Regions from separate parts of the Homo sapiens genome. Here region 2 is linked to region 1. Evidence: chromatin loops called from intact Hi-C (ENCODE). Cell type or tissue: Calu3. All regions are shown on one strand. Links, peaks and the distances in the headings refer to the core of each region. The heading gives the core; the rest is flanking DNA. Region 1 has its middle 14 kb from the start of KPRP. Region 2 overlaps PRR9 (proline rich 9).

Evidence for each region. Peaks named below come from ENCODE experiments on the same cell type or tissue, not always from the same donor. Only the 100,000 strongest peaks of a DNase experiment are listed, where the experiment ranks them.
Region 2: a loop joins it to region 1, with 3 times the contacts of the local background. A loop is called at or near these places in 1 of 110 quality-filtered maps.

What each region holds. Positions count from the first base shown.
Region 1 is chr1:152,738,793-152,749,863 of GRCh38, reverse strand. It overlaps the pseudogene LCEP1. Among named protein-coding and RNA genes, the nearest start is that of KPRP, 14 kb to the left of the region's middle. In Calu3, for the core only: no CTCF peak of the experiment used is centred there; a DNase peak (open chromatin) is centred at 4,253.
Region 2 is chr1:153,218,712-153,229,782 of GRCh38, reverse strand. PRR9 (proline rich 9) reads right to left here. Exons shown (of 2, transcript NM_001195571.2): 2 at 10,473-11,071. It also overlaps the pseudogene RPLP0P4. Among named protein-coding and RNA genes, the nearest start is that of PRR9, 6.7 kb to the right of the region's middle. In Calu3, for the core only: a CTCF peak has its summit at 6,547 (motif pointing right); a DNase peak (open chromatin) is centred at 6,542.

The DNA.
Region 1 (11,071 bases), core at 1,214-9,213:
AGCAGTATTGCTGGGTTATCAATATCCAATGATCTAGAAAACAACAAAGGGGGCTCAATTATTGGCAAGGATACACCAAATGCCAAGTAGTCTTTGGTTATTTAGAAGCCTTAACCTACATCTAACTTCTCAAAATTGCTCCCAATGTAGGTTGGTGCTTCATTCACTTCCATTTCTCAAAATTCTTTCCTTTGTTAAGAACACTGTCTCCTCACTCACCCCTATTCCCACTGTATGCCAAACTCCTGCCAATATTGTAGGACCTACTGGTATTGCATTTCTATGCTGATGTGTCTGTTTTCTACACTAGATAATGAACCTCTTGATGGCAAAAGACTGTGCCCAGAAGAAAACTGGCTTCCTAAAAGTGTTCATTAAATGTTTGCTGAATGACATAATAAAATCAGTGATAAGCCCCAGAGGACAATGAAAATAATTGGTTATTTGATAGATAATAGGAATGACTTCAGCAGGTGTAAGTTGGCTAGAAAAAAGATGACTTTCATGCCTGTAATCCCAGCATTTTGGGAGGCTGAGGCAGGCGGATCACCTGAGGTCAGGAGTTTGAGACCAGCCTGACCAACATGGAGAAGCCCTGTCTCTACTAAAAATACAAAATTAGCTGGGCATGGTGGTACATGCCCGTAATCCCAGCTACTCAGGAGGCTGAGGCAGGAGAATCTCTTGAACCCGGGAGGCGGAGGTTTCAGTGGGCTGAGATTGTACCATTGCACTCCAGCCTGGGCAATGAGAGTGAAACTCCATTTCAAAAAAAAAAAAAAGACATTTCAGTTATTAAATAGAATGTAATGATACAGATTAACTTTTTGTGTTTGAATTATTTGTTTGCCGTGAGTTTCAAAGAAAAACTTACTTTCCGTTTAGAATTTAACACTTTATTAAATATATTTTTGCCTAAAGTTAATTTATTATTATAAAATTTATTAATTGATGATAAACATATTTAATTACAATAAAGAATACATTAGAAGTTATCTGGCCTCCAGCAAAATCACTTGAATTATCTGGGAATCAGTTGGTCTAAATAAATTCTAAAATTACTTCTGGTCCTAATATTAGGTTCAAATTAGAGAGACAAAAATTGAGTTAGAAAGAGAGAGAGAAAGAGAGAAAGAAAGAGAGAGGGAAAGAGAGAGAGAAAGAGAGAGAGAGAGAGAGAGAGAACTATAGATTGAGGAAGAACAATGAAAGAAATAGACATAAAGCAGTGAAAACAGACTATCATCATTAGACATGCATATAGAAAGATAAGAAGAGAAATTTGTGCAATAAGACTATATAGAGTTGCCTGTAAGAATATACAAATGAAATTAAGATAAAAATATATGATTCCTCACATCATACGCAGAAAGTTACTCAAAATAGATTATATACCTAAATGTAAAAGCTAAAACTATAAAACTCTTAGAAGAAAACACAGGAGTAAATCTTCATGACATTGGGTTAAGCAATAGTTTTTTAACTACAATACCAAAAACACAAGTGACAAATAAAAAAATAGAAAAATTGAATTTAATAAAATTAAAAACTTTCAAGTTGCAAATGATACCATTAAAAAATGAAAAGATGACCCACATAATAAGAGAAAATATTTGCAATTCATATATCTATAAAGTGCCTTTTATCTAGAATATGTAAAAACTCTTGAGATTCAATAATAAGAACATAATACAATTTAAAAATGGGCAATGGATGTGAATAGACAGTTCTCCAAAAAAGATATACAAACAGCCAACAAGCACACGAAAAGTTGCTCAACATCATCAGTCATTAAGGAAATACAAATTAAAACCACAATGACATACCACTTCATACCCACTAGCATTATTATAGTCAGAAAAAATAGACAAGAACAAGAGTTGGGGAGGATGTGGAGAAATTGGAACCATTAATACACTGCTGTGGGGATGGACATGGTACAGTCACTGTGGAAAACAATTTGACAATTCCTCACATAGTTAAACATAGAGTACTATATGATTCATTAATCCCACTCCTAGCAAAAATGAAAATTCCATGCAAGCAAAATGAAAACGTATATCCACTTAAAAACTTGCACATGAATGTTTCAAAGCAGCATTATGCACAATAGCCAAAATGTGAAAACAACATATGCATCCGTCAACTGATGAATGGATAAACACAACATGGTTAACCTATATGAGGGAATATTAATTAGCCATAAAGAAGAATAAAAATCTGATACACGCTCCAACGTGGTTGAACCTTGAAAATGTTATGCTCAGTGAAAGAAGTCAGTCACAAAATACCACATACTGTATGATCCCATTTATATAAAATATCCAGAATAGGCAAATTTGTAGAGATGGAAAATAGGACTTGGGGGAGTGGGGTGTGACTACTTTGGCTACAGGATTTCTTGGGGTGAGGAAAACATTCTAAAATTAGATTGTAGTGATGATAACACAGCTCTGAGAATACACTAAAAACATTGAGTTGTATACTTTAAATAAATGGATATGTGAATTATCTCAATAAAGATTATATATGTGTGTATACATATGTGCATATACATATATGTTGTATGCATAAGTACATATATATCTACACACACACATATATACACGTCTGTGAGACTATATCTATAAATCTTGGTGAAACCTAAATTACATTTATGAACCGTAGAATCACAAACTCCTTGAGATCCAACCTCTCTGCCATACTAATTCCCTCTAAAAGATAGGATAAGCCTCTGTTTGAACCTCAGTTAGGTATCTTTCCCAAGTGTGCTGGGGATACTAATCACCTACATTGATTGACATGTTCACAAGAGGTCAACCCATAATCCAGGAAAACTGTGTATTTCCTTTGGTGATTACTACATTTTAAAGGTCTTCCCTATTAATAGTCGTTATCTCACACACTCTACCTGGAATAGAAAAGATCTTAGTTTATGAAGTGGAGCTTATTCAGTCTAGTTCACTCAACATATATTTACAGATCACCTACCAGATTCCTCACATTGGATTAAGAATAGTCACCATCATTTAGTCAACAAGCACTCCCTGAGCATGTATTCACTGCCTCTTCCCCAGGGATCTTACAGTCTAATAAGGAAAGCACAAAGATACACAGACAAGGCACTGCCTTCCAAAGACTTTAACATCCACTCTGGAGAAACAGCCACGCATGTCAAGCAGTGAGTGAGAGGATGGGCTGTGAATCTCCAATTATGAAGTTGGGTAGCCAACAGCACAAAAAGGCCAATGTGTGGGGCAGGATTTCCAGATTTAGCAAATAAAAATACAAGATTCAGATAAATTTGAATTTGAGGTAGACTACAAAATTTTTTAGTATATATGTGTCCAAGGGACACGAAGAGTTAAGAAAGATATTTCAATACTAACAATGATGAAAGGATGATGGTGATAATGGTGAGGATACTGATTCAATCATTCATTCATTCATGCAAGTATTCACTCAACAAATATTTATTAAGCATTTACTAAGTAAGAAGCACCATGCTATGCCCTGTGGAGACAGTGGTAAGATATGCAAACTATTAAATACAATTCCAGTGCTGAATGAGCTTTTGGTCAGCAGGACAAACCCAAGGGTCACAGAGACAAATAGCCAATGATAACCTTGATTAATATTTGACAGGAGAGGTCCACAGAGCAGCAAAAGCTCCCTAGGGGTGGGTGAACAGGACAGGGGAGAGCTAACTGGGCCAGGGAGGGCTTTCCTGAATAAGCGGCTATGGGGCTGAGATCTGAAGGATAAGTAGAAGCAAAGGAGTGGGAAAAGCATGCTAGAAAGGGAACTCCATGTGCAAGAGGAGTGTGTGGGGGGCAGGAGGGATCATGGCACCTTCACAGAACTGAAAGCAGCCAGTGTGGTAACAGCGGGCAGAAGGGGCCAGTTGGTGCCTGGTTTTAAGAACCAGGTCTATGTCCTTAGACCGATAGCAACTGTTTTAGGTAGAGGCGTGATGGGACCAGTCTCCAGGTGCCCTGTGAGGAATGGTGTTGGGAAGTTGAGCGGAAGCAGAGAGACAGGGATGGAGACTATTTGTTTCAACACAGGAAATGAATCGTTGACCCTATACTAGCACTAGGCACCATCAGACATAATACTCTCTCGTTTGAATCTCAAGAAGTGAAAACCGCAGTTAGGAGGCTGAGTGGCCCAAAGAAACAGCAAAGTCTCCAAGTCAGACACATCTGCGCTTACCCTGTTGCTTCCCTCCAGCCAACTGTGTGTCACACCAAGTCACGTGCTCTCTCTCGGCCTTTTTAGTTTCATCATACATACAATGTAAACAATAGCTGCCTCATAGGTGGTTGTAAAGGCTAAAGAAAAGATATGTGAAGAGTCAAGCCATGAATAAGCCCTCAATAAAGGTAATTATCATTATTGCCATTATATTATTATTATTGCTTAATTGTAGCCATTTTTGTTACATCATGATGCCACCTAGTGGGAAAATAATCATTTCCGAAACAGCTTACAATGAGCCAGAATTATTTGGAGTATGAAATCACATAGGCTGATCATGTGACATGAGGTGTGATTGAAAGGGAAACAGAATGGAGCTTCAGGCTAAGGTTCCAGCTCTCATATGTACCCTCCAGGTGGGCACTCCGCATCTCTGTCTTCATCTCTCAGTTCTGTTGGTTTTGTTTTTCTTGTTTATTTATCAAAGAATGCTATAAAAATAAAACGGAATAAATACTACAATTTTCTCTAAATTAATATGTCAACATAAGCATAGGAGTGTCTTCCCCTAGACACATGTGGCATTTCTAGTCCCTAACCCTGGGACTGGCAGAAGGGAAGCAGGTACTATTTCCAGATTACATGATGAGGTCACTCTGAGGTTGTCTGGACAAAGCAGTGTGTTTTCCGGGATGTCTGGAGACTGAATTGGGCCACCTTTCCTGGAAAACACTAATCAGCTTGGAGGAGTGGGTTACTGGGGAGGCAGTGTGTGTGTATGTGTGTGAGGATCAAGAACAAGGAGCAGGTGGTACTAGAGGAAGAAATTTTATGTGATTTAGGATCTGATGTTCCACAGAGGGGTTTTGCAGGGGCATGGGGTTAGGAGCTTGGGGAGTTTGTACAGAACACAGGGTTGAGTCCTCTGAGAAGAGTTTGTCTTAACATCTCTAGCACCACAAGAGAAGAAAGAATGAGAGGGGAGGAAAGCTCAGAAAGGGAGGTCCATGTTTAGTTGGGTCCTCCCATCACTGCTCCTCTGCAGAAAGGGCCCAGGTCAGCAGCAGCCCCTACAGCTGTGGCAGCAGCCAGAGCCCTTAGTGGGCTCACACTCACAGCAGTCAGGGTTCTAGGTCTGGTATCAGTGGAAGAGACGGCCTGTGGTGGCTCAGTCAGCAGCCACCAATCAGAGCTGCAGCAGCCCCCAGAGCTGGGGCCACAACAATCCCCGGAGCTGACACTGCGGCAGAACAAGACTGGAGGGACACATGGGGCTGGGCACTGGTGTGCCTCACTTAGAAGTGAGGCATTTGGAGGGCACTTGAAAAGGGGCTGGCACTGCTGCTGGTTTTAATGGCAAGACATGTCGGGAAAGGTTCAGTCAACCTGAAAGAAAAAAAAAGAAATCAGTGCACAATATCAAGAACTATTATTTTTTTCTCCTGGATTTCATAGAAACCTACCCCCCAGCAAAAAGCTGGTTCATGAACCAACTTCTACAAAGGAATTTGGAAACTGACTTGGAGGAATGTAAGCCTAATAAATACCCTCCCTGTCTTCAGTCCACTTTGCCTCAACTGGAGTATTCTGGCCTTCTCCCTCCATGCCCTTCAAAGTCAGCCCTACATAAGCCTTCTTTTCCCCAAGGGAAACAAGGTAGTTTAGTCATTTTCTGACTCCTAAACTCAGGGATTTCTGGTGGGAGGATGACATATCCAAGAACATTCATTTTACAGTAAATAAATTGGAAGGAAGTACTACTAAAAACCACAATGGCTGTAGGTTTCACCATCCTTCCCCTCCTCCCTGGCCCCCAGTGATGCCTTCGTCTTTGCCTGCCTTCTTCTGTCTCTCTTTTCACACAGTCCTATTACCCCTGGAGCCGTCTTTGCCAAGCACTCACATGGCTCAGTGGAGGATGCAGGAGCTGTCAGTAATAATTGACAAGGCTAAGGACTGAGAAGCCCTGCACTGGAGCCCTTCTATCCTGGGCCTGGTGTCTCCCTGGGAGTGAGGCACAGACTGTGTATGCAGAACAGTCACTTTCACAACCTGGGAGCAGGATGACTCTTGCCACACTCCCAGCCCTGAGGCTCCAGGATCTCCCTGGACAGAGGCCAAGAGGAATCCCAGGAACTAGAGATGGCCCAGGTATCTGCTCCACAGGCCTGCTGCAAGCCAGCCATTCCACCTTCATGCATTCACTCATTCATTAATTCTGTAAATATGTATTATTTGTCTTGGGCTTTGGTTTTGTAAGATGCTCTTGTCATAAATATGAGCCAAGTTGCCTTGAGGACATAAATGTAAACAATGCACTGTGAAACATTCTATTATGTGCTGTAAGAGGGCAACATGACCCAGAGATGGGCTCCTAAAAACTTTTACACCAGGACAATGTCATGTCCATTTGTATGTCTTTCTGCTCTTCCACATGGATAGCATGTTGAAGGCAGAATCTATACTAGACTTTATTCATCTTCATGTCTCTAGGAATAACCATAAACACAGAGGGTAGCCTTGAAGAATAAATGAGTTAAAGATTGACTGACTGAATAAAAGAACAAATGATTGGCTGCTTTATAGACACATGGGCAGAGGATGTGTCTTAGGATAACATTCTTTGGGCTTCAGAAGTGCTCTGAAGAACAGCACACACTAGGTTAAATGAGACATGACCCTTGGATGTGATTATCTGTCAATGCCTCCATTAACTGTTAATATTCCATTAACAGTCCTACAGGGATACCATTCAGATGGGACATGAGGATGTACAAGCAGGTCAAGAAAGGGAGTGAAGCTCAGGTCACTGATTAGGGAAGAAAATCCAAGGGGCAGTGAAGCAGGGACTAGGAGACAGCCTAAGGCATTATAGGGTCATGGTGGGTCAGTGCTATGAGAAGCTGTGGGGGTGTAGAGGGGGAAGTAACAAATGCTGCCATTTGGTCACAGGAGAGTCCATTGGACTTTGCTTTAAGGGAGAGTACAAGGGTAGAGAATACTGTGATATGTGAAAATCCATATTCTTGCCTTATTGATACATCTGAAACTAGAGACAAAATGACTTAATTTGGCAGATAGTTAATTTGTTCCACCTTGGCAGAGGCACTCTACTAAGTATTCAATATACAAGGATAATTATTCCTTTCCTGAAGGATTCACAGGCCAGTGTGGAAGACAGAGGAATACACAGGTAATTTCTGATAGATAAGCCCTGAGAGCCACTGGAGTGTGGAGGGTGCATAATTCTGCCTGGAGCATGACATAGGGACCTGGCTGATGCCAGGAGCAAGGAGGAGGGCACCACAGTCATTAGGAACAAAGAGGTCCCAGGACCCCAGGCTTTCATAGTTGGACAGCATGAACACTGCATAGAATGGTCAGCATTAGCCAAAGAGAAGGCAAATATTAAGGAACAGTGGTGCATTGTTATTAAAGATAGAGAAAATTCTATGAAGCAGATGATCCCCATTGTCAAATGTTCCAGTGAGCCCACTCCATTTGGCTGTTTGGACATTAATTGTGACCTCAGAGAGTCTGATTTCAGAGAAGTAGAGCAAAAGTCATGATTTAATCTTTCTGTCAATGAATGGGCTTGAGTGATACAAAATCAAGAGTTAGAAGACAACTTTATAAGGACTTAGAAAGGACAAACATGAGAAAACCACCCCTGAGAATTAACAAAAATCTATTGGGACATAAAGCAGTATTCAATTGAGTGTCAAAAATGTGGAACTTACTGAAAGAATTTCAGATGTTTACAAAGGAAGTGAATAATAGGTCTGGACCAGTTAAGGGAGGTTTGCTCAAAGGATCAAGGTCACTGATGGGAGTGGCTGTGATCACAGTGATGATGTTCTTGTTAGTGATGAAGGTAAGTTTAACCATGATGGTGATGGCAAAAGAGCTTCACTGCATGAAATAAATGTATTCCTGAGGGCTTTGTGTTACAATGATGGCTGTGGTATTATACAAAATATGTATTTGGACTTTGTCCCTAGTTCCTGACGCACAGCTCCTAAAACCCTTGGCAGTGAAACCCTTTTTGTTTCTCATAACAAGCCTCTTTAGGCCACACCTAAGTTTATGCTAATGAGACGACTTGTGATGGACCCCCTAGATAGCTTCAAGATTGAGGGTTGGTCACCAGAAAGGCCAAACACATGATTAGAGAGTAGGAACTTTCAGCCTCACCAATAGCTGGTGATTTACTCAATCATGCCTACATATGGGACCTCCATGAACACCCCTGAAGGATAGGTTCCATAAGCTTCTGGCTACCAACCTAGAACATACTAATTTTCTGAAAGGCTGGTGTGACCAGAGAGGACTTAGAAGCTCTGTGCCTCATATCCACACATACATTGCCTTATACATCCCTTCCATTTGACTGCTACTGAGGTTCATTTGTTTTATAATAAACCGGTAATCATAGATAAAGCACTTTTCTGAGTTCTGTGAGTCAGTCTAGCAAATTATTGAGCCTGAGGAGGGGGTCATGGGAACCTCTGAGTTTGTAGTCATTTGGAAACCCCACCTGCAGCTGGCATCTGAAGTGGGGGCACTCTTGTGAGACTGACTTCTTAACCTGGGGTGTCTGTGCTAGCTCTGGGAGTTAGTGTCAGAATTGATTTGAATTGTTGGACACTCAGTTGGTGTTGAAGAATGAAGAATTAGTGCAGAAAACAAACATGCATTTGATGTTGAAAGAAAACCATCCAGCTATCCTAAACTCATTTCATCCTCAAAACAGCCCTATGGTTAAGGCAACTATTTTAATCCTCTTTTTACAAAGTCTATACTAAAGCACAGAGAAGTTAATAACTTACTTCAAGGTCACACAACCAGAATTTTATTGAGATAATATATAGATTTCTAATTCATTTGCATCACCAATGAAAAATCATTCTCAATGATGTCATAAAACACTTAAAATGACCTGTGTAAGTAAAAATAATTATTCATTTATAGAAAAATATTCTTAGGCAGTGGCCTGAGTGTCACTTGGTTTAGTGAAATTTCAGCCTCTTCTTAGCCTAAGCACATCCACTGAGACAGAACTAACCATACAGAAGGATGCCCAAAGCACGGGCAGAGCCTGAGAAGTCCTGCAGTGAGGAGACACAGCTAGAATCACAGCCATACTGGCTACTGTTTGATATCACTTTATATCTCCCTTGCAATGCAAATAAAATCTCCTTCTTCTGGAAGAGAAGCATGTGGTTATTTATTTGTTTATTAGGAAGCCTTAAGCAACGTTGCTCCCAGGAAGGAGAAGAGCTCTATCACCATGGGTCAAAGACTTTGTGTTTGTTAAGGACTGCAGGCTGCTGTCCTATGTTTCTCCCACAGGGGCTTCTTGGCTCTCCTCCTGGGACATCTTCATAAGGAGCTGACATATAAGCTGTGTATCTGGTGGTTGTCCCCTTCAGATATTCTCAGTTATGTCCAGTGGGACCTCTAAATCTCCAAGCGAGAGCATATAACACAGCACAGGAGTTGATCACATTGTGGTCCCTAGGGATCCCAGTATTTCTCTGATTTTTTAATGAGAGGAATATGATTAAGTGGAAAAGTACTGAACTCCAAATATTCCCTGGGGAGCAGCAATGAGTCACAAAGAACACCCAGAGATCCTGACACTGGAGCAATGGAGGACGCAAGGTCTGGGACTGACGAGTTTAAACTTGCATTTTGGAAAGTTTATGAAGGTTGCATTGTGAAGAGCAGATTGGAACAATGTAGGACTAGGCCAGGACTAGGACAGTTAAGACTTGGACTCAGATAGTAACAATGAAGATGGAGAAAAGTAGAGGGATGTAAGACATAGCTTCAGTAGGATTTGGCGTTTGATTGTTTAGATTAGGGATGGGTTACAAGACATTAAAAGAAATTAGGGTGTTTTTGAGTTCAAAAACAAGCAGATAATGACTCTATTTACTAAGTTGGAAATCAACAGAGAGGAGGTTTGTTGAATGGGGGGCTGGGTGTTGAATTTCATTTTGTGAGCTTTGAATTTGAGATTAGAATGGAATCTTTGATGAAATCTAATAGACAGCTAAATATATCAATCAGGATCTCAGGAAACACACATGGACTTCATACGTTGACTTGGAAGTCACTCAGGCAAAAAATAGTTCTTGAGAATCCACAGTAAGCCCATTCTAGGTACTGGAAAAAACAGCAGCTGGCAAGAGGAGAGCAAGGTCCCTCATTTCATGAAGTTTATGTTAAAGTGGAGAGAGCTGAACAAAGGAAAAGTAAATAAATAAAAGACTGTTTGTCAGTGATAAAGCCGAGTGAAGTGACTGAGAGTGACACAGGGCTATTTTAATTTCAATGGTCACTGAGGCCTCTCTGAGAAGGGGCTCCTTGGCCATCATCATGGTGATGTTAACTGTTGCCAGGGAGTAGAAGAGATTGCCCAGGAGAAAGAGGGAAAAGAGAAGACACGGGGCAGGTGGTGAAAGACTCAGACGCTGACAGGGACCTAGTCTTGCTCTTACTGTGTGAACTTGGGGAAATTATTTAACTTCTGAATCTCAGTTACCTAATCTATAAAATCAATAGAGGATCAAAATAATATATTTTAGAGAGTGGTGAGAATTAGCAAAGAAGACTTTGTATGTTAATGCATATGACACACTGTTTGAAGAAAAATAAGACCTTAGATGTATAGTATTGGAGAAATAAAAATATTTGGACCAGGACACATGGTTATCACTGCTCCAGGCATGATCTCCTTAATTGTTAAGTTGGTTGATCTACCAATATATGGATTCACTCATTCATTTGAAAATTTTAACAATATACAAAGAACAGAAATCCACCAAAATGAAAGCCAGGATCTTGACAATAACCTACCTCCAAC
Region 2 (11,071 bases), core at 2,704-10,703, 480 kb before region 1:
TAGGAGATTCTGTGTCACTTACTCTCACATAGGAGAAATTTGTTTTAAGGGAACAATAGAAGTGGTGGAGTCTAGATTTGAATTCCAGAAGTCTGATTCCTGAGCCTATGTCCTGAACCATTATTCGTGTTGCTCCCACCCTATAAGTAATGTAACTCTGTCTTGCACATATAGCCTTCCTCTGACTCTGTTAGATGCTGCATCTCTGTACTCTTGTCTTCTCCACATGGAGCATTGACTGGACCCGAGTGTGTGCGGCCATCTCCAACTCAGGCCAGACTGGGTGTGATTAGTAGAAGGCCAAGTGCCTCTATGGCCAGCAGGTGGTGCTGTTGGGAAGAGAAGAGAAAAGGGGTCCCCAGCGGCTTCTAAAGGAGGGAGGACTGGTTATGAGGCTGGCTTGGGAACCGGGTGATGAGGGAGGTTGAGTTGAGAAGGCCCTGCCAGCTGACCACCTCTTTTCTTTCAACCATGAATGGCGGTGGTGGCCCCCACGATACCACAGTCACCACCATCACCCCTGACCGACAACTCCAGAACACCAAGCTCCCCTCTGAGCTGGCCCTACAGGGCGAGTGGCCAGACTCTCACATGCTCGTCAGTTGAGACAGGGTCTCAAGGATGTAACCCAAACTATACATTCATTTAGTGTAAAGGTTATTCCTTCATGCATTATCCCCTGGATAGGCGACCTTAGGGGATGCCTCTCACTCCCTACCCTAGTTTTTGATGAACTCCTAAGCCATAGATTCAGTTTTAGAGATAAGTATAATAGTCCTTAAAGTATGATATTAAACATGACAGAGAGTGTGTCATCAAAGGTATTTCCCCTGGGTTAAAGCTTGTATTTTTAAACCAAGAATATGGGCATTGGAATCAGATGAGCTGGGTTTCAGCTCTGGCATTGATACTTACTGGCCGGATAATCTTGGTCAAGCTGTTAAACCTTTTGGGTCCTCAGATCATTTATCATTCATTCACTCACTTATTCCCATGTACCAGGATCTAATGGCAAACCACTGTGCCTTAGAAGAAGAGAAGTGAGTGGGAAGAGGTTCCAGTATTTGAGCAATCCCTGGGTGACCAGCCTGGCTGGACCCTCCCACCCCCATGCCTGCTCTCCATGTTGTCACTCAGTGTGGGCACTTCCTGATCCTCAGTGGCATTCAGCATTTTGCACACTCTCTCCTTCCTGACTTTTCTCTTAAATCATTGACTCCTTCTTAATCTTTTGCCAAGGGCTCTCTCTCTTCTCAACCTTTAGCTGTTGAGGTTTCTCAGGGCATGGTCTTAAGTTCCCTTCTTTTCTTAATCTATATTCTGTCACTGGATGATCTATACACCCCAAAGCTAGAATGCTACCCCTACGATGATGGCTCCCAAGTGTAGATCTCCATTCCTGAATTTTTCCCGCGCTCCTGACTCATAGATGTAAGTGCTTACTTTGTATTTCTGCTTGGTTATTCTGTATGCGTCTCAAAATTGACAGGTTCAAAACTGAGCCCCTGGTCTTCTTACCTGGACTGCACCCAAACCTGTTCCTCCTTCAGTCTTTCCCAGCTGCTTCTGGAAATGGTGGCTGCTGCTGCACAGAGACTTGGCTATAGCCATGGTGTCCCCAGTGGCTCCCGCTTCACCTCTTGCTTGCTTCCTCTAATCCATTCTCCACACTTTAACTAGAGCAATATTTACAATCTGCAAATTGAATCTTGTCACTCTCTGCTTAAAAATCTTTAATGCTTCACTCTTAGGGCAAAAGTCAAAACCTGTCACGTGGTCTCAGAGGCTTGTGGGGTCTGCTCCTGCCCACACACCTCCTGTCCCTGTCTGGGGACACAGTCCCTCTCACTCTCTATCTTTGTGTCTGAGACAACAATCAGGCTTTTCCTATATCAGAACCATCTTTTGTTTTCACTATAATTTTTTTCTTTTTGTCACCTGGACAACTCCTCCTACCTCTCCAGTTTCAGATTAAATTTTATTTTCTCATGGAAGATTTTCCTGATCTCTAATCTAAATTAGGTTCTCCAATTCATTATTTTATATAACCTAGAACTTTCTTTTGTTGAATGTAACAAAATTTAGAATTATGTATTTATTTTTGTGTATTTCTTATATTGATTGCCTCTTTTACTAGCTCATATGCTCTGAGTGCAGGGACTGTGTTTGCTTATTTATCATTGCATACCCAATACCCAGTATAGAGCTTGGCATGTAATAGGGGCTCAAAAATACTTGCTGAGTAATAGATTAATGAAAGGAAGTTTGCCTTGATATTAGACTGAACTTTGCTGAATGGGAATAGATTTTGAATGCTCGCATCAGCTTTGGAGGGTAATGTGAAGAGCATCTAAACTAGGCTATCTCAATTGTTATCTCTGAGATCTCGCGTAGGTTAATTTCTTTGAGCCTTAGTTTTTTGTCTATAAAATAGTCATATTAATATGACCTCCTTCTTTTGCTTGTTATAACGGTTATAATAGCAGCTAATATACATAAAGTGCTTAGAAAATATCTGCCACATAATATTCACCATTATTATCACTTTTAATATTATTATTTCCACTCTCTTCCTGGTGCAGGAATCACTCTACAATACCTTTGGCAGATAGTTTTGCCATCCTAGTGATGGGGAACACTCCTCTTGAAATCTCTAGCTACTTTTAATGAAATCCAAACTATTTACTATAGAATTGGCTTCACTATCATGTAAATCTATGTTAATAGTAACTATCTGCTAATAGTAATAATCATATTAACCCTTCACATTTTACAAATTACTAAATACTTCCACAAATACCTCATTCGATCCTGAGGACAGCCATCTAGGATGGGTGGGTGATCATCAGTGCAATTTTACAGATGCAGAAACTGAGGCTGGGAGATTTGCCAAAGATCATGCAGCATTTACGTAATCCAGGACTTCATTATAAAAAATCTCCAGAAGAGCTGATTGTTCACTGAGGGTGCATAAAACTATTCATTGGGAGCAGAAAGAAAAAATTTGAATTTTTTCTTTATGTATTTTTATCTTTTCTTTTAAAATTGTCTGTATTTTGTGTTTGTCTTTTAACTTTCATGATGTTAGAATGACAGTACATATCTATTGCTTCTAAATAATATGTATGTATTATATGATGAACCCCAATAGAACTTTCAACTCTTTATTAAAATATGCATTCAGAAAAGTGCATATATTGTAAATGTCCACCTCAATGAATTTTCACAAACTGAACACAACCAGATAAGCAGCCCCCAGATAAAAAAATAGAATGTTACCAGCAACACAGAAACCTTCCTTCTTCTCCCATCCAATGACCACGCTACTACAACCAACACACACACAACCACGTTCTTACTGTCTACAACAGAGATTTATTTGGCCAGCTTTTGTACTGTACATAAATGATATAAATGGAACTATACAGCGTGTTTTATGTTGAACCCTATGAACAGTTTTTGACCTCCATAAATGGCAATTTCATATGTTTCATCCTAATGCTTTTTTATGTGTCTTTTTTTTGGCCACTTACTTTATGTTTGTGAGATTCATCCTTATTGCTGTGTGTAGCTGTAGATCATTTGTATACATTGCTGTATGGAATTCCATTGTCTGAATATACCACCGTTTATTTATTCATTGATGGGTATTTGTATTCTTTCTGATACTTGGATATTATGAATAACACTAGAATAAACATTTTTTTTTGAAAGAAGTAAGCCTTCATTTCTTTGTTTTGCAAATAAAGCTGGCTGAGTTGGTTGCCTTTTGGTGATTAGTCAAATAGGCCAAATCCCATATTCTCATCCAACTCCTCCAACTCTTCTTGGCTTCAGCCTTGGCTGGAGCTGCAGCAGGAGCAGCAGTGGTGGCAGTGGCCCCAGGGGCAGCAGCCACAAAGGCAGATGGATCGGCCAAGAAGGCCTTGACCTTTTCAGCAAGTGGGAAGGTGCAATCAGTTTCCACAGACAAAGCCAGGACTTGCTTGTACCCATTGATGGTAGAATGAGGTACTGATGCAACAGTTGGGTAACCAATCTGCAGGCAAACACTGGCAACATTGCGGACACCCTCCAGGAGGTGAGAATGCAGTTTCCTATGTGATGTCAAGCACTTCAGGGTTGTAGATACTGCTACTGTCAAACAGCTGCTGGATAATCATCCCAAAGGAGAAGGGAGAGATGTTCATTCAGCATGTTCAGCAGTGTGGCTTCACTGGCTCCCACTTTGTCACCAGTCTTGATCAGCTGCACATCACTCAGGATTTCAGTGGTGATGCTTAAAGCCTGGAAAAAGGAGGTCTTCTTAGGCTCCAGACCGGTGTTCTGGCCTGGGACAGTGACTTCACATGGGGCAATGGCACCAGCATGGGTGGCAGCTGGCACCTTACTATTCAGCAGCATGTCCCTGAACTTAGTGAGGTCTTCCTTGGTGAACGCAAAGCCCACATTTCCCTGGATATGAGGCAACAGTTTTTCCAGAGCTGGGTTGTTTTCCAGGTGCCCTTGGATGGCCTTGCACATCATGGTGTTCTTGCCCATTGGCACCATGGCTTTCCCTCAGAGGGACATGTGGATCTGCTGCATCTACTTGGAGCCCACATTGCTGCTTCTACAATGAAACATTTCAGATAATGATTGAAAAATTGGATGATCTGAAGGAAGTAGTTGGACTTCCAGGTTGCCCTGTATTCCCTGGGCAGCCTGGCAGTGTGTCAGGGGTTGCCATGCAGGGTTTAAAGGTGATGCCACTTTCACAAGGATGCCTGATGAGAGCTAGAATGAACATTCTAATGTTTGAGTTTTGGTGACCGTATGCGGGGCAGATGCCTAGGAGAGGAATTGTTCAGTCATTGGCTGTGTATACATTCTACTTTAGTCATGACCGTCAAAGAGTTTTCCAAAGTGGTTGTACCAATTTGCACTCCCACAACCTCACCCACACTGTGATTCTGTCTTCTTACTTTTATCCCCTCCAGTCGGTGTGTTGTGGTATCTCTTTGAGGTTTTCATTTGCATTTCTCTGATGAATAATGAGAGGTTGAACACCGTTTTTATATGTTTATTGGTGAGGCTGAAATATTTTTATTACCAGGATGTGCAACATAAAAACTTTTAGGACTTGGGAATTGTAGGATATTTTCTCTAATTGCTTAGACTAGTTTTTTCTTAGACCATTGTAAGGAAAAGGAAGTTCCATCTTCTGGTGCTGGGACAGAAAAGGGGAGCATATGAAAGGGAGGTGAGGACCTCCGCTTTTCATCTTTGCCAGAGTCTGCTCCGGGTTTGACAAGAAGCGTGTTCTGTACCCAACAGCCAGTTTTCTCCTGCCTTGCTGTGATGTTCCCCAACCCTGGGGCGGACATCCCTTCAGGGACTGGCTGACAAAGGCTATTTTACTGTATTCAGAGAGAAGCAAAATCTTGTGGTAACCTATAAGCAATTCAAGTGCAAGAGTAGGTGATAATTAAAGATTAAAAGCATTGCATCCACACTTCCTATAATCTCAGCTACTTATTTGGTCTCTGCTTGCATATTTCATGGATGGTGGGATCACTACTTCATGAGCAGCTCATTTCATTTGCTGGGCCATTTTATTCCTGATATGAGCAGAATCTGCTTTTCTGTGCCCAGAACTCACTGATCCATGCTATTCTCCTTGGGATCACAAAGAATATATCCACTGCCTCTCTCTTTGACATTTGACAGGCCTGAAGACAGCCACTGTGTGTCTCTAAGTCTCCTCATCTCTGGATGAAACGCCCCCTTCCTTCAGCCACAGCTCATGTGACAAGGTGCCCAGAGACCTCGCTCTTTTTCTCACATTAATTTGGATGAACTAAAAGTTGGCCAGGGTCTACCTTCAAATGCAGCATCCGAGTTAAGGCTCCAGGGGCAGTCTGACCTGCAGTACTCCCTGTACCTGCTGTTCTCTTTGCGCTGATACTTACCCCGATCCCACATGGATGGCTCCTCCTATTGTTCATGTCGCTACTCCGACATCCCCATCTCAGATCGGCCTTTCCACGCTACCCGAGCTAAAGAGCACCCCTCTTCTCTGGTCTCTCCTCACCACTTTGTTTCATTTTCTTCATTTTCACTTTCTTATTTATGCATTTGCTGAGTTGCTTTTTGTCTGTCTTCCTTCTCATGTGAGCTCTGGGAGGCAGGGATTCTGTGTATCTGGTTCGCTGCTGTAACTCCAGTGCTTGGCTCATAGGAGATTCTGTGTCACTTACTCTCACATAGGAGAAATTTGTTTTAAGGGAACAATAGAAGTGGTGGAGTCTAGATTTGAATTCCAGAAGTCTGATTCCTGAGCCTATGTCCTGAACCATTATTCGTGTTGCTCCCACCCTATAAATAGTGTAACTCTGTCTTGCACATATAGCCTTCCTCTGACTCTGTTAGATGCTGCATCTCTGTACTCTTGTCTTCTCCACATGGAGCACTGACGGCCGGAGTGTGTGCGGCCATCTCCAACTCAGGCCAGACTGGGTGTGATTAGTAGAAGGCCAAGTGCCTCTATGGCCAGCAGGTGGTGCTGTTGGGAAGAGAAGAGAAACGGTCCCCAGCGGCTTCTAAAGGAGGAAAGACAGGTTATGAGGCTGGCTTGGGAACCGGGTGATGAGGGAGGTTGAGTTGAGAAGGCCCTGCCAGCTGGCCACTTATTTTCTTTCAACCATTTTCAGATGTGAGGCAGGTGTCCGTAGGAGAGAAGGAGAGCAGGAGTGGACAAGTCCAGATCTGCTGTCGAATAGGGGTGGTGGCCCCCACGATACCACTTCTCCTGGTCAAGACCTGCCAGTTCATGCTGAAACAGGCCTAGGCTGGGAACCTGCTCATTGATCTAGTATTTGATCACCCCTCACCAGCCCCTGCTGCCCCCACCCCTGCTCATGGAGAATGTGGCTATGGAGGGGGCAGGCAGTGGGAACTAGGCCTCCTGGGTTTACAGTTTTCCAGAAAAATCCCTTGGGCTATAAGTTCCTCCAGCATGGAGGGCCTCATCTGCTTTCCCTCTGTGCTCCCCCACCTGGAACAAAGCATCATGTCTTATACACACAGGTGCTTAGGGCAACCAACCATCCCAGTTTGTCGGGGACTGAGGGAGTTCCCAGGATTCAGAACTTTCAGTGCTAAAATTGGGACAGTTCCAGGCAAATCAAGATGAGCTGGTTACCCTATCAATAAAAGAGATTGTCCAGGTGGTCTAGAAGCCAGCACCCCGCTTTGTCTCTGCTCAGGGGGCATGCTGGTGGCCAGCCGTACAGGTGTCTCAGACCTCACTGTGATGGGCCCTGTGAAGTCAGGCAAGAACACAGCCAGCCCCAGGAGCTGTCATCTGGGCTCTCATGCTGACAGGAGACATGTGTCATTCAAATACAGGCAGCTGGTAGAGGGCTGCAGACCCCTGCGGCCACTGCAGCACAGAGCCCAAGCTGCAGTACTTAGGAGCTAGGCTGAAACCATGGAGGGCTTCCTGGAGGTCAGGTTGAAACCCCTGGTTTGGCTGAGACAAACAGGGGAGAGTCCTGGGTGGGAGAGAGGAAGGTGAAGGCAGAAAGGAATCTGCGATGGGTTGTCAGGTGGAAGAACAGGCGGATCACTTTGGTACAGAAGAGAAAGGGTATCTGGATGGTAAATAAATGAGATGTAAAAGGGAGCGAGCACACTAAACCCAGCTGGGAAGAACGAGATTAGAAAGCAGTGAGGAATTACTGTAGGGTGCTTCTCAGGGCTGAAGCATTTGTGGGTCCAAAAACATTAAGAAAACCCCAAATCTGGGGGAGCCTCTTCCCATGACTTACCTGTCTTCCTCCTTTCTTTTAGTTTCAAGCCATGGTCACACATTCTGCTGGTCCCCAGAAGTTTGGGCCCCCCGAAGAGCCTCCCAGCAGTGTTCTGGAAGCCAGGGAAACTTCCTGTCTCCTGAGCTTGCGGTCAGGTCTTCTGAATCTCCCTTCGTGGGAGGCTCCCTGCCCCTGGGTCCCATTTCCACGTACAAGTTACAGTTAGAGGAGTCACAGTATTTGATGGATTGGGAGGAGCTGGTTGTCATCTACTGGCTTGCAAACCTCCAGTTCATGGGACACAGTGCATCTAAAGGCAGCTCCTGTCGCAGTCCAATAGATCTCATTATAAGAAAGTTCTTAAACTGAGCCCAATTTCATGATTTCTGCCCATGGGTCCTAACTTTGTTCTTTGGCACTTCACAAAAATCTCACTCCTCCCTCATAAAAGCACTTAAAATATTTGAGTTCAGCTGTCCCACTCCCTTGGGTATTTTCTTTTGTAGACTAAATATTTTTCAACTCTTCCTGATGTGAAAGTCTTTCAGGCCACTGCTCTGCTTGCCCACCTCCTGGCACTGTCGCAGGTTTCCAGAGTCTGGCTTGGCATAGTAGTTTCTCCATAAATATTTTGAGTGATTGAGTGAATCCACAGCTCCTCCTGTGAATTCCTGTCTGTTTGTATTTTTTCCTCTTGGCATATGGGGCCCACAGATCCACTATTGTCTCATGTTGAGTTAACTGTTAGCTAGAACCCCTAACATCCAGGGCTTTCCTTGGTAAGGCCCCTCCCTACTTCCTGAAAGGCTCAGCACAGAAGCGGCAGCTGGGGAAGTCTGAATGCTGTGTCCTAGCTGTCCCTGTGGCCTCTGTGGCTGTGGACCTGGTCTGTGTCTTAAGAGACCAGGCTGCAGCAGCAGTGGCCCAGGCAGTGGCTGGGGCAGACCTCTGTGAGGATGAGGAGGTGTGGAGGTTCCTATGACAGAGCTAGATGAAGGCCTGCTGGCTGCTTGGCGTTTGCTCTCCTATCTGCAATCTGCAGACTTGTCCCCTTCCTAACCGTAGAGGCCTCCCCTGTAATCAGCAGATTTCCCCTCTCTCTGATAAGTCTGGACTCTCCCTGTTCATTAGCCTCGTGCTTCCTTTAATGCCTGGGTGTCTGATCTTGGACTCCAATCTGTGCATGCCTTTGATGCTGGAGAACAAAGATGTTTCTTGGACTTGAGCCAAGCTGGAGAAGAGTCTGTGAACAGAAGCTTCACTGATAGGAAGGCCTCTCTGGCACATCTCCGCAGGATGGAGCTCTGGGAGCTGCTGGCCCTGGGGAGCAGCTGGTTTATTCCAAGGTTGGAAAATGGATGAGAAAACCTATTTCGACTAGGCAAGGAGGCAAGAGAACTGTGATTCAGGCATCTGGAGATGTTCAGGGACTTGAGATATCCAGGAGGTTTTCAGAAAGGTATCCTTGGTGCATGTGGCCTGCAGAAGAGACAGCTCGTAACTCTGCACAGGGATACTGACTGCCTGGTTCACCACTGTCTCTCCAGTACCTGGCATGGTGCCTGACACCTGGTAGGTATCAGGGAGCATGTTTTAGGTGGATAAATGAATGAATGAGTTTCTGGAAATCTCTTCTGTATGCCATAGCACTTTCATTACAAAAGTGAGAGCTCCATTCTGGAGTCAGAGGGACTTGGGTTAGCATCCTGACTTCACCACTTACTGGCTTTAGGACAAGTTCCTAAGCAAATGGGCAGCACAGGAACTCCCCAAGGCTGCTGTTAGAATCCCCATAGAGAATGTGCATGGAGTTCAGGGCCTGGTCCATGTCACCCACAGACTCAGTGACCCTCAGTTTAGCCAAATGACTGAGACATAGAGCTCTACACGCCCTACAAGGAGGGGCTGTCCCGGCCCTCCACCTCTTCCTCATGAGGATTGAGAAGGGAGGGGGCACCTGTAGAATGGGTAAGAAGCTACATCCCCCCTAGGAAGCTGGTCCTTGGCATAGCTTCCTTTGGGCTCAGGTCGGAGCTCGGGGCACTGCCGAGGGAGCAGCCTGTGGTTATTTCATGTCAGTACAGTGCCCTCTCCACCCGTTCACAAACCCCAGTGGCCACTGCCTGTGTTTCCTCCATGGGTGGGGGGCAGCAGGCCGGTTACCCAGGCCCCAGGCCTACCTGAAACCTGGCCAGATGGCAGGGCAGACAGTTTTGGTCCTCGAGTCTGCATTAATCTCAGAGGCATGCTTTGCTCTCTCCTTTGACACAGATGCTATGTTTGTAGGTGTTATGAATTGATTTGGGATCCCTCTTCCACACATCTCCCCTCCTTTCCATTTCAGCCTTTCCCTTTGGAAAGCAAGGATCAGAGAGGAAAGATGCTGTAGTAGAAAGAACCTGGACCTGAGGTTTTGAGTGTGGGCAGGTCCTAGCCCCTTGCTGGATTTTCTCATGTGTGAAGTGCACAAGTGGGTGAACCTAGGATATGTTGTGGGTGGGGTGGTCTCAGTGACCTTCAGGAAGCCTCTTTCAGAACTGCTGTTTTATGCACCGGTGAGGTCTGTGTTTTATTCCTGTTTCAGATTACTCCCCTCCCCCACCAAAGGAGAAGACAGTTGTCACAAGGACAATGAGGGGTTTGATGGTGGAGAAAAGAGAGCACACGTCAAGTCAGATATCAGCCTTAGGATCAGCTTTATTATGTATTTTACCTTCACCAGGGAGAAGAAGGCAAGGAAGCTGGAGAACAGACCAGCCTGCATCACACAGACACAAATCACATCTCTAAAGAGTGTACATGGTGAGAACTAAGGGCCCACATTAGACCAGCTATGAAGCACAGAGATTGACAAGGGCACCAAACATCCATCTTATCTTTCCCTTCTGGTTGTTTGGATTCAATCGTTTACATACTTTCGGTTCATTTTAAAAAAGCACAACCAACATTTCAAAGTTCAATAATTTGCTGTTCTTTTTAGTGTACAGAGACAAAATCACCAAATTTTTGATTTTTGAAACACCGCAAGCCGCTTTGTCTCAACACCTGTGGTGGTGGTGGTGGTGGAGGTGGTGGTGGTGGTGATAAGTGGAAAGTCCATCAGAATTCAGTTTGTTTTGAGGCTTATTTGAGAGCCTGAAACTCTGAAAGATGAATGAAGGTATCCTTGGCTGTTACACACCCAGAGCTGGGTGAATTTTTGCACCAAGGAAGCTGTGCTAGGCTTCTGTGGTCTTCCCTGACAACCACACCATTCCTACATTTGAGACCTTCCATCA